Regions from separate parts of the Homo sapiens genome. Here region 2 is linked to region 1. Evidence: read pairs that join two places in POLR2A ChIA-PET (ENCODE). Cell type or tissue: PC-9. All regions are shown on one strand. Links, peaks and the distances in the headings refer to the core of each region. The heading gives the core; the rest is flanking DNA. Region 1 overlaps SYN2 (synapsin II). Region 2 overlaps SYN2 (synapsin II).

Region 1 (4,389 bases), core at 263-4,262:
CAGAAGAAAACATAAACCCTCTTAAGCTGTTAAAAAATCTAAAGTTATAAAATGGTAAAAAGATCTCTACTGTAAAATTAATAGATTTAAAATTGTAGGAACAAGAAAGACTTAAAAAAAAACAAGAAAGAACATGATACTATGAATAAAATAAGGCAGATATGACAAATAGAATTTCTAGAAATAAAAAATAAAAGCATTGCCAATGGCCATATAAACAGTAGATCAGACATTGCCAAAGAGAAAGCCAGTGAACTGGAAGGTAAAGCTGAAATTACCCATGATGCCTCTCAAAGAGACAAAGAGAAGAACATGCAAGCAAAGTGAAGAGACATGGAGGATACAATGAGAAGATTCAATATGTGTCTAGCAATAGTTATAGAAGGAAGGAATAGAGAGGATGGAAAAGAGGCAATATACAGAGGTAATAGTTGAAGTTTTTCCATAATTGATAAAAGACATCAATTGGGAAGCACATCAAAGTTCCAGAAAAATAAAGCCAGATCTAGACACGTCGTAGTGAAGTTGCAGAGCATCAAAGACAAAAAGTAGGTCTTAAGAGCATCCAAAGATAAAAGAGATATCCTACGAGGAATCACAACTGGACTGAGAGCAGGGGCAAAATAGGCAAAGGAATATTGTCCTCAAAAGCTGAGAGGAAAAAACAAAACAATCTAGAATTTTCTACTTAGTTAAGCCTTTATTCAAGAGTGAGAGTAAAGCTGGGTATGGTGGCATGCCACTGTAGTCTTAGCCACTTGAGAGGCTGTGGCAGGAAGATCACTTGAGCTTGGGAGTTCAAGGCCAACCTAGGCAATGTAGTGAGACCCTGTGTCTAAAGAAAAACACAAACACACACACACACGAGGATAAGATGGAGACAATTATAGACAAGTTTAGGCCAGGCACAGTGGCTCATGCCTGTAATCCTAGCACTTTGGGAGTTCAAGGCGAGTGGATAGCTTGAGCTCAGGAGTTTGATGCCTGTAATCCCAGCACTTTGGGAGGTCAAGGCAAATGGGTCTTGATCTCAGGAGTTCAAGACCAGCCTGGGCAACATGGCAAAACCCCGTCTCTACAAAAAATACAAAAAAATCAGCCAAGTGTGGTGGTGTGTGCCTGTAGTCCCAACTACTCAGTAGGCTAAGGTGGGAGGATCTCTTGAGCCCGGGAGGTTGAGGCTGCAGTGAGCCATGATCACACCACTACACTCCAGCCTGGCAGACAGAGCAAGACCCTGTCTCAAAGAAAAAAGAAAAAAAGACAAGTTTACATCTCAGAGATCGCTTCTGAAAGGACTACAAAAAGTAGATATTCTTCAGGAAACAGGAAATTGAATCCAAAAGGAAGTAGTGACGTGAAAAAATCAAAATTGAGCAAAAAATGTTGGTAAACCTATGGGTAAATCTAAAGCAAAACAAAATAAAAATAGAAAAAACTTGACTGTACAAAGTAATAAAAACTGACGAATTCAGGGAATATAAAAATGAGGTGAAATTAAAACATTGCCTAATAATATGTGACATAGGAGGAGAGTAAAGAGAGAAGGGGAATGACCAGTCCTAAAGTATACTAAAACTAGGGAGGAGAGTAGAGCTACTGATTAAAGTTATGTTTAGGTAAGTAAAGTATGTCCTTTTTTTAGAAAAGAAGTTAAGGCTAACCACAAAAAGAATAGAAATAAAATGTGTAATTACTAGAAAATTAAAGAGAAATGACTTGTGCAAGGGACCCCTGTACAAGAAAGATGAACTCAGCATTACTTGCAATAAGAAATTTCAGAGTAAACTAAATGTCCATCATAACAGATAAATAAATTGTGATGTATTCAAGTAATAAAAATAAATAGGCCAGGGTTTTGTATATTACCATGAATACATGTCAGAAATATAACACCGAGTGGGAAAAATGCAGGTCGTAGGCAGATAGATATAAAATAGCATCACTTATATTAAGCCCCAAACAAGCAAAACAGTACTATATTCAGTCTACGGATATATACACATGTAGTAAAACTATATAAAAACACATACAGGAATAATGAATGTTAATTCAGAGTAGTTATCCCTGGGGAAGGGATGTAGAGGAATAGGATTGGGGAGGAATATGCAAGCGATTTCAACAGTGTATATTAATATAGAAAAATATTAAGATCAATTAGCAAATAAACAAGTATGTTATATTCTTTAAATATAGCTGTATGACAAATAATGAAATTAAGTTTGGAGAAATGTATACAGCTGCTGAGGATTTTTCTTTTTTTTTTGAGATGGAGTCTCACCCTGTCGCCCAGGCTGGAGTGCAATGGCACAATCTTGGCTCACTGCAACCTCCGCCTCCCGGGTTCAAGTGATTCTCCTGCCTCAGCCTCCCAAGTAGCTGGGATTACAGGCGTGTGCCACCATGCTTGGCTAATTTTTTGTATCTTTTTCACCATGTTGGCCAGGGTGGTCTCAAACTCCTGACCTCGTGATCCACCCACCTCAGGCTCCCAAAGTGCTGGGACTACAGGCGTGAGCCACCACGCCCAGCCAGCTGCTGAGGATTCTAAGTTTATTTTTTCCACAGTAAGGCATAATATAAAGTGACGGAACAAATTTAATACTGCTGGGTCTGATTAAAATTTATAACTTTGAAGAAATAAACAGATTTGCATTTCTCCAAGATTATGTTTTCCCTAAGTGGTAGTTTGTCAACAGAAAGCTACACTCAATAAAATCTCAGAGATATCCAACTTCCAATACTTGCTGCTTTATTCAGGTCTGATCTGACCATCTGGAAGAATTTCATTAGGTTTTAATTATCATGCACTAAGAACATAAGCAGAGCATTTTCAAAGAGGAGCCTTCATTTCATGCTGAGTCTGAAAACCTTATCATAGGAGGAATGTTTGAGAGAATAGGGGTAGTATAGCCTGAAGAAGTGGTCTCAAGGGGCCCTGTTCACTGTCCCAGACAGGATGGACATGGACAAGAAAGAAGCAGACCAGTTTTATGTGGACAGAGCCAGAATCAAACAGCAAGCTTCAAAATGGCAAATGTCAGCCCAGCTTGAAAAAATGAATTGTCTAAAAGTGAAAAAAAAAAAAAAACCCACAAAACACACAAAAAAACTGAGAAATTTCTCTGATGTCCCCTTGTTATAAATATTACAGAGGAGATTTTTGCATTGGGGTATGAGGTAGGATATGATGATGTCATTTTAAGTTTCCTACACATGAATGACAGAGACAGACTAGAGTCTTTAAGTCACTCAAGTGAAGATAGTCATATACCAAAATTGTTTACACATAAGGGGAAAGCTACTCTTGGCCTCAGGCTTTTAGCTGTATTTTAGGAAACTCTCTAAAGCACAGAATCTGGAAACTGGGGAAACAATATTTAAGTAGAAATCTCGCTTCTAGAGAGTACTGTCAAGGTTTCTGCTTCATCATTCCCCAAATTCCAAATGATGTGCTTCATAGATCGGCAGAAGTCCCTCTCCTGGCCATTGGCAAACCAAGAAGCAAGGAACTGGCTTTATCCTACTTTATCCCTGTTGCCCTGGCACTTCCTGTCTGCCATATGTATATTCTGTATTATACGATAACTGCACCACCACTGGGCAGTGATTTGTGAATTTCACTTTCATGCTGTACTACCTTTGTTAAAGTCACTTGAAATGCCCTTTCCACATCACATATTGAAATCCTACTGTTTAATTTCTACACTGTCAGACCCTGAAAATATTAGAAGCCCTGTGGGTAAATCCCCTCCCAAATGAAGAAAAAACAATTCAGATGAATTCCTAATGTACAAAAATTTTTGAATAATGCCATATTTTAGTTGTAGTATGAAGTGGTTAATCTGCTCTGGAGTCAGTTTTCCTAGTTTCAAATCCTGAATCTTCCACCCAGTAGTTGTATGACCTTGAACAAGTTACTTAATCTCTTTGTGCCTTAGTTATCTGTAAATTTGGGAGATAATGCTATCTACCTTATATAATTCATTATGAGGATTAATTCATAAGGTGTATAAAGTGGTTAGCACAGGTACTAGTGCTTAATAGATATTAGTTGATATTAATTTCATTGCAGTTATAATTTTGGTGCTTGTACTTTAGATAACAATCTACGGTACTTCTCTCGAACACTAATTTATTTTTATTCTTCTTTGTTTTAGAGCAGGGTAAAGTCTTTCCTTCCCCTTCCCCCTACCAAGTGCCTTTCATATAGGTGAACAAATAATAGGTGCCTAATCTAATGAATCTTTGTTGCATGAGTAAATTAATTAGAATTACAATATTTTGAAAGGCTTATAGAATATATTTCATTACAACAGCACTACATAATGAACGTCTTTTCAAAGGAATGTGTCCAAACACTAGGGGTAAAAATGAACTAGGTTTTCA
Region 2 (4,389 bases), core at 216-4,215, 63 kb after region 1:
CCGTGGATGTGGACTGTGGGATTGAGGCTGAGAGACTGGACCTCCCAGGGCAGTCGTGCATCATTTCCACTAGTCAGTAGGTGCTAATGGGGATGGCTTTTGATTTCTAAGCGTTGGGACCCTCCTCAGCAAACTCTAGGCAATCTGGTACCACCTTAATGCCTGTCAACTCCCAGAGGAAGGAGGACCTTTTTCCTCTCCAGGCCACCAGATGGTTTAGTGTTTCATGCTGGGAGGAGGGTGTGCTGTTCCTTTTTAGGGGGGCTTTCATTTGCCAAATGGCACCCACAACATCCCCAGGGGAGAGTGGGGTTTGGATGTCTTGAGAATTCTACCACACATGGCTGAGAGGTTCATCCTGCTAGAACCCCTTGAGGATATTACTGAGAGGCAAAACAGTGCCTAGGAAGAATGGATTTCTCCTGGTTGTGGGCATGAGTTAATGCTAAAATGAAGCCCTGGTGGGGCATGGTGGGCCTGGCAATCAGACCCACGCAGGCTTGGAGCAGGACCAAGGGCAGCTCCATAAAACAGCATATGTCAGTGACCATCGAGGTGATCATAAGGTACGGAATACTTTTTGAAGAACTTGCTCAACCCTATTATCTTTGAAACACTACCCCTTAAAAGACAACTAAGACCAGGGCTTACACTTTTTAAAGTTTTATGTTTGGGAAAACCAAGGCCCAGGGAAGTTTGGTGACTTGCTCAGGGAGTCACTGGTAGACTATTTCTGAGATCCAGTGCTCTCTCCACCACACTCTCCTGCATCTGCCATGTGGAACTTGAGACTTCCCAATAAACCCTGGAGCAGGGTGGTCTGTGCCTGAGACACCTCTAGAGAGGAGGGGAGAGGACCCTGCATTCTAGGGCCCTCTGTGAGAGAGTGCGCCTCTGACGGGGCCGCTCGTCCCTGGTTCCTCCTTGTCCTGCTGACTGCTGCTGTGGCTGAGTTGCTCCGTTTCTGAGGAGAAGCACTTAGTGGCTATATACAAGGATAGCTAACCAAGGACCCCCTTTAGGGCCCTTCAGAGACTCCAGCTTCTTGGAATAGAGCTTATCCTTTGGGTAATTAACTAACCACACCCTTTGAGGCATAAATTCTAATAAGGAAACATTTTTATATGGTTAAATTATGAAGTTTTTCTTGTACTGAACCTAGGGGGCCCTGGGCAACCCCAAGGAATGCAGCCCCCAGGCAAGGTGCTGCCTCCACGCCGGCTCCCCCCTGGACCATCACTGCCACCTTCCTCCTCTTCCTCCTCTTCTTCCTCCTCCTCGGCTCCTCAGCGGCCGGGCGGCCCCACCACCCACGGAGATGCACCCTCCAGCAGCAGCTCCCTGGCAGAGGCCCAGCCACCCCTGGCTGCTCCACCACAGAAGCCCCAGCCTCACCCACAGCTCAAGTAAGAGACAACTCAGCAGCTCCTCCCTCCCCTCCTCCTACCCTTCCTGTGGGCCTTGGGCTCCAGAGCTGCTAGAAATCACCTTCAATCAGGTCTCCTCCTACAGATATTTTGTGATGGGATTTGGTTTTTTTTTGTTAGTTTGTTTTTGGTTTTTGTGTGTGTGTGTGTGTGTGTGTTTGGTTAAAGGAGTGGTTAGGGTTCACTGGAGAAGGGAGGAAAGAGGGAAGTGAAAGTCTAAAGTTTAGCTAGAAATTCAACCCCCTTCCCTTTCTTCCTGGGAAGTGGCACTACGGCAGAGTCACTGTCCCTTCTCTAGTCTTGTACTAGCTTAAGGTTTTGGTTTGTTTATTTTAAACCCTGTCTCCCACTCTTTTTTCCATTCCTTTTCTTTGTGTGTGTTTCTTTCTTTGTAAAAAAAAATTTTTAATCTTTCTGCCTCTGACTCACAGTTCAGAGTATGCAATCAGTAAGGCTGCCCAGAATGAAAAGAGGGAAGTAGTTAAATCCATTTCAACATTTTACCTTCAGCTCTGTCCAAAGGAGGTCAGTTTCTGGTGTGGGCAGCAGAGGAGTTCCCAGGCAGAGACGCTGAGGAACTCCATCCTCTTGGGTTCCCCCACACCCAGCAATCAACCCTAGAAGCCCCTCCACACTGCCCCACTGCACAGACCCCTGCAAGCAGCAGAGCTGTCTTTGGGAGGGACAGCACCTGGATGTGGACGATGGTCAGTTCTGCCCTCTCTCCCACAGAGGCCTCTGATTGCTTGTGCAGTGTCCCCAGCAGACTTCTGTCACCACCTTCAGCACAGACAGCCGTAGCCTTAGGGGGATGGTAAGGGGATGGTAGTGATACACCCCTGCTTCTCAGAGTGAGGTGACGGGCAACAAATGACTCTTCAGGGAGGGAGAAAAGGGGGCTGGAGAATTCTGGAGTTGAAATGAGCCACTAGGAGATCATGTAGTCATTGCAGATGAGAAAAACTTTGCTCAAAGAAAAATTTTTTTTTTTCTCAAAGCCGAGCTACTCCTCTAATTAGTGGCAGAGCCAAGGTTGCGGGGCTCAGGTGTCCAGATGGTCACTTTCTCTGGGTCTTCCAGTCCCGTGTGATGGGAGGGGCATCACCCACTCTTGCTCCCCAGCTCGGGCCAGTGGCACCTCTTGCCTCTTGCCTGCCACATAATGTCCCTTCAGCCCAGCTGTTTCCTGCCTGCTGACTTTTTTTTAATCCCTCCTGCCTTCCCACTAGCCAACTCTAGCCCCCGCGTGAGGGCAGATCCTTGGATTGTCACTGCCTCTGGGCTGAAGCTGTTGAATAGAGCCAACCTCTGATGAGAAGCTGGAGGCTCATCCCCAGTACTCTGCCTGTGCGGGCTGAGGAGTGCCCCCACTCCCAGAGGCCAGCGTGTTGGGTCTCGTTCCCAGCCCTAATGAAAGGCAGGGTGTCTGTTCACAGTCACTGCAGGCAGAGAGAGACTGCTCACAGTTCTGTAGAAGGGAGTTTCTCCTGAGCTGCACCCAGCATTTAAGGGAGGGCTGAGAGTCCCAAGACACCAGGAGAAGAGTTCTGGAGCCAGAAAGCAGCAGGAGTGAGTAGGAGTCAAGAAGGAGAAAAGCTGGGCCGCTGGAGAAGCCAGACCTCATGTCCTCTCCTGGAGTACAGGCTGGGCCTCCCCATGGCCTTGTGCTTCATGGTTTTTCTCTGTGAACCACTAGTCTCTCAAGGGGAGAATAGGCCCCTAAAATGTTGTAGTTTGGATTTTCTCATTAGAAAACTCCCTAAGAAACTTGTAAAGGCCTGATATATATCTCTTTTGCCACTGGACACCCTGAACCCCATAGACCTCATATTAGCGCTCTTCTGAGGAGGGTTACAAGGGTGGTTACTACATCCATTTTAAGAACAGGGAAATTGCCGGGTGCGGTGGCTCACGCCTCTAATCCCAGCACTTTAGGAGGCAGAGGCGGACGGATCATGAGGTCAGGAGTTCAGGACCAGCCTGGCCAAGTGAAACCCCATCTCTACTAAAAATACAAAAATTAGCTGGGCATGGTGGCAACCATCTGTAGTCCCAGCTACTTGGGAGGCTGAGGCAGTAGAATCGCTTGAACCGGGAGGCGGAGGTTGCAGTGAGCAGAGATCGCACCACTGCACTCCAGCCTTTGCGACAGAGATTCTGTCTCAAAAAAAAACAAAACAAAACAAACAAAAAGAGAACAGGGAAATTGAAGTGTTAGAGTTTTGAGCCAAGCCAATATATTCTTTTGGAATCAGAGAAGAGATCAGAATAGAAAGAGCCAAAAGTGCCTAGAGATCTTCATTTTACCAAACTTGACAGATGAGAACCCAAAGAGAGGCACGTGGCTTGCCTCCAGTTAGGAGGGAGTGAGTGGCAAAACGAGACTTTGGCCCAGGTCTTCTCATCTGGCTCCACCAGTTGACAGTTGATAGAGAAGACAATGCCAGCATCACAGGCCCATTGTGACTTCTTTTCATCAGAAAAGTAATGTGAGATTCCTAGGTTAGTTCTTACCAAGTTGGGATCTGTGAAATTTAGCCCTTGGGCATTTCAGATTAAATTAAAGAAGCGGCCTTTGAGTCGCCTCTTCCTCCTCTTTCCCTTCTTTATTTTTTTCCTTCTCCCTTGTTCCCACACTGTCCCCACCCTTTCTATTCTAGTAGCACCAAAGTTGAGGAAGTAGCGTAGGAGTCTCCCAGGGTCTTGGTAGCATGGCCACTTCTGGCATTATCCTCCATCACCTTGGTTTCCCAGGGAGGGAGTGGGGGTTCTAGCTGTGTATCCTCACGTCACCGTCCTTCCCTGCCTTGCTGGGAACACCACCCTCTCACATTCTCTCTGGTTTTTATCTTCAAGCAAGTCGCAGTCCCTGACAAATGCCTTCAGCTTCTCTGAGTCCTCCTTCTTCCGGTCTTCAGCCAATGAGGATGAAGCCAAAGCAGAGACCATCCGGAGCTTGAGG

Evidence for each region. Peaks named below come from ENCODE experiments on the same cell type or tissue, not always from the same donor. Only the 100,000 strongest peaks of a DNase experiment are listed, where the experiment ranks them.
Region 2: POLR2A ChIA-PET joins it to region 1 with 9 read pairs; 5 of 35 experiments call an interaction of 5 or more read pairs at or near these places.

Annotation. Positions count from the first base shown.
Region 1 is chr3:12,122,767-12,127,155 of GRCh38, forward strand. The region is part of intron 1 of SYN2 (synapsin II); the gene reads left to right. Among named protein-coding and RNA genes, the nearest start is that of TIMP4, 34 kb to the right of the region's middle. In PC-9, for the core only: no CTCF peak of the experiment used is centred there; no DNase peak of the experiment used is centred there.
Region 2 is chr3:12,186,207-12,190,595 of GRCh38, forward strand. It overlaps SYN2 (synapsin II), which reads left to right. Exons shown (of 13, transcript NM_133625.6): 12 at 1,163-1,406; 13 at 4,284-4,389. Among named protein-coding and RNA genes, the nearest start is that of TIMP4, 29 kb to the left of the region's middle. RefSeq lists enhancers at 1,171-1,280, 1,481-1,620. In PC-9, for the core only: no CTCF peak of the experiment used is centred there; DNase peaks (open chromatin) are centred at 1,585 and 1,845; H3K4me3 peaks cover 792 bases; H3K27ac peaks cover 2,993 bases.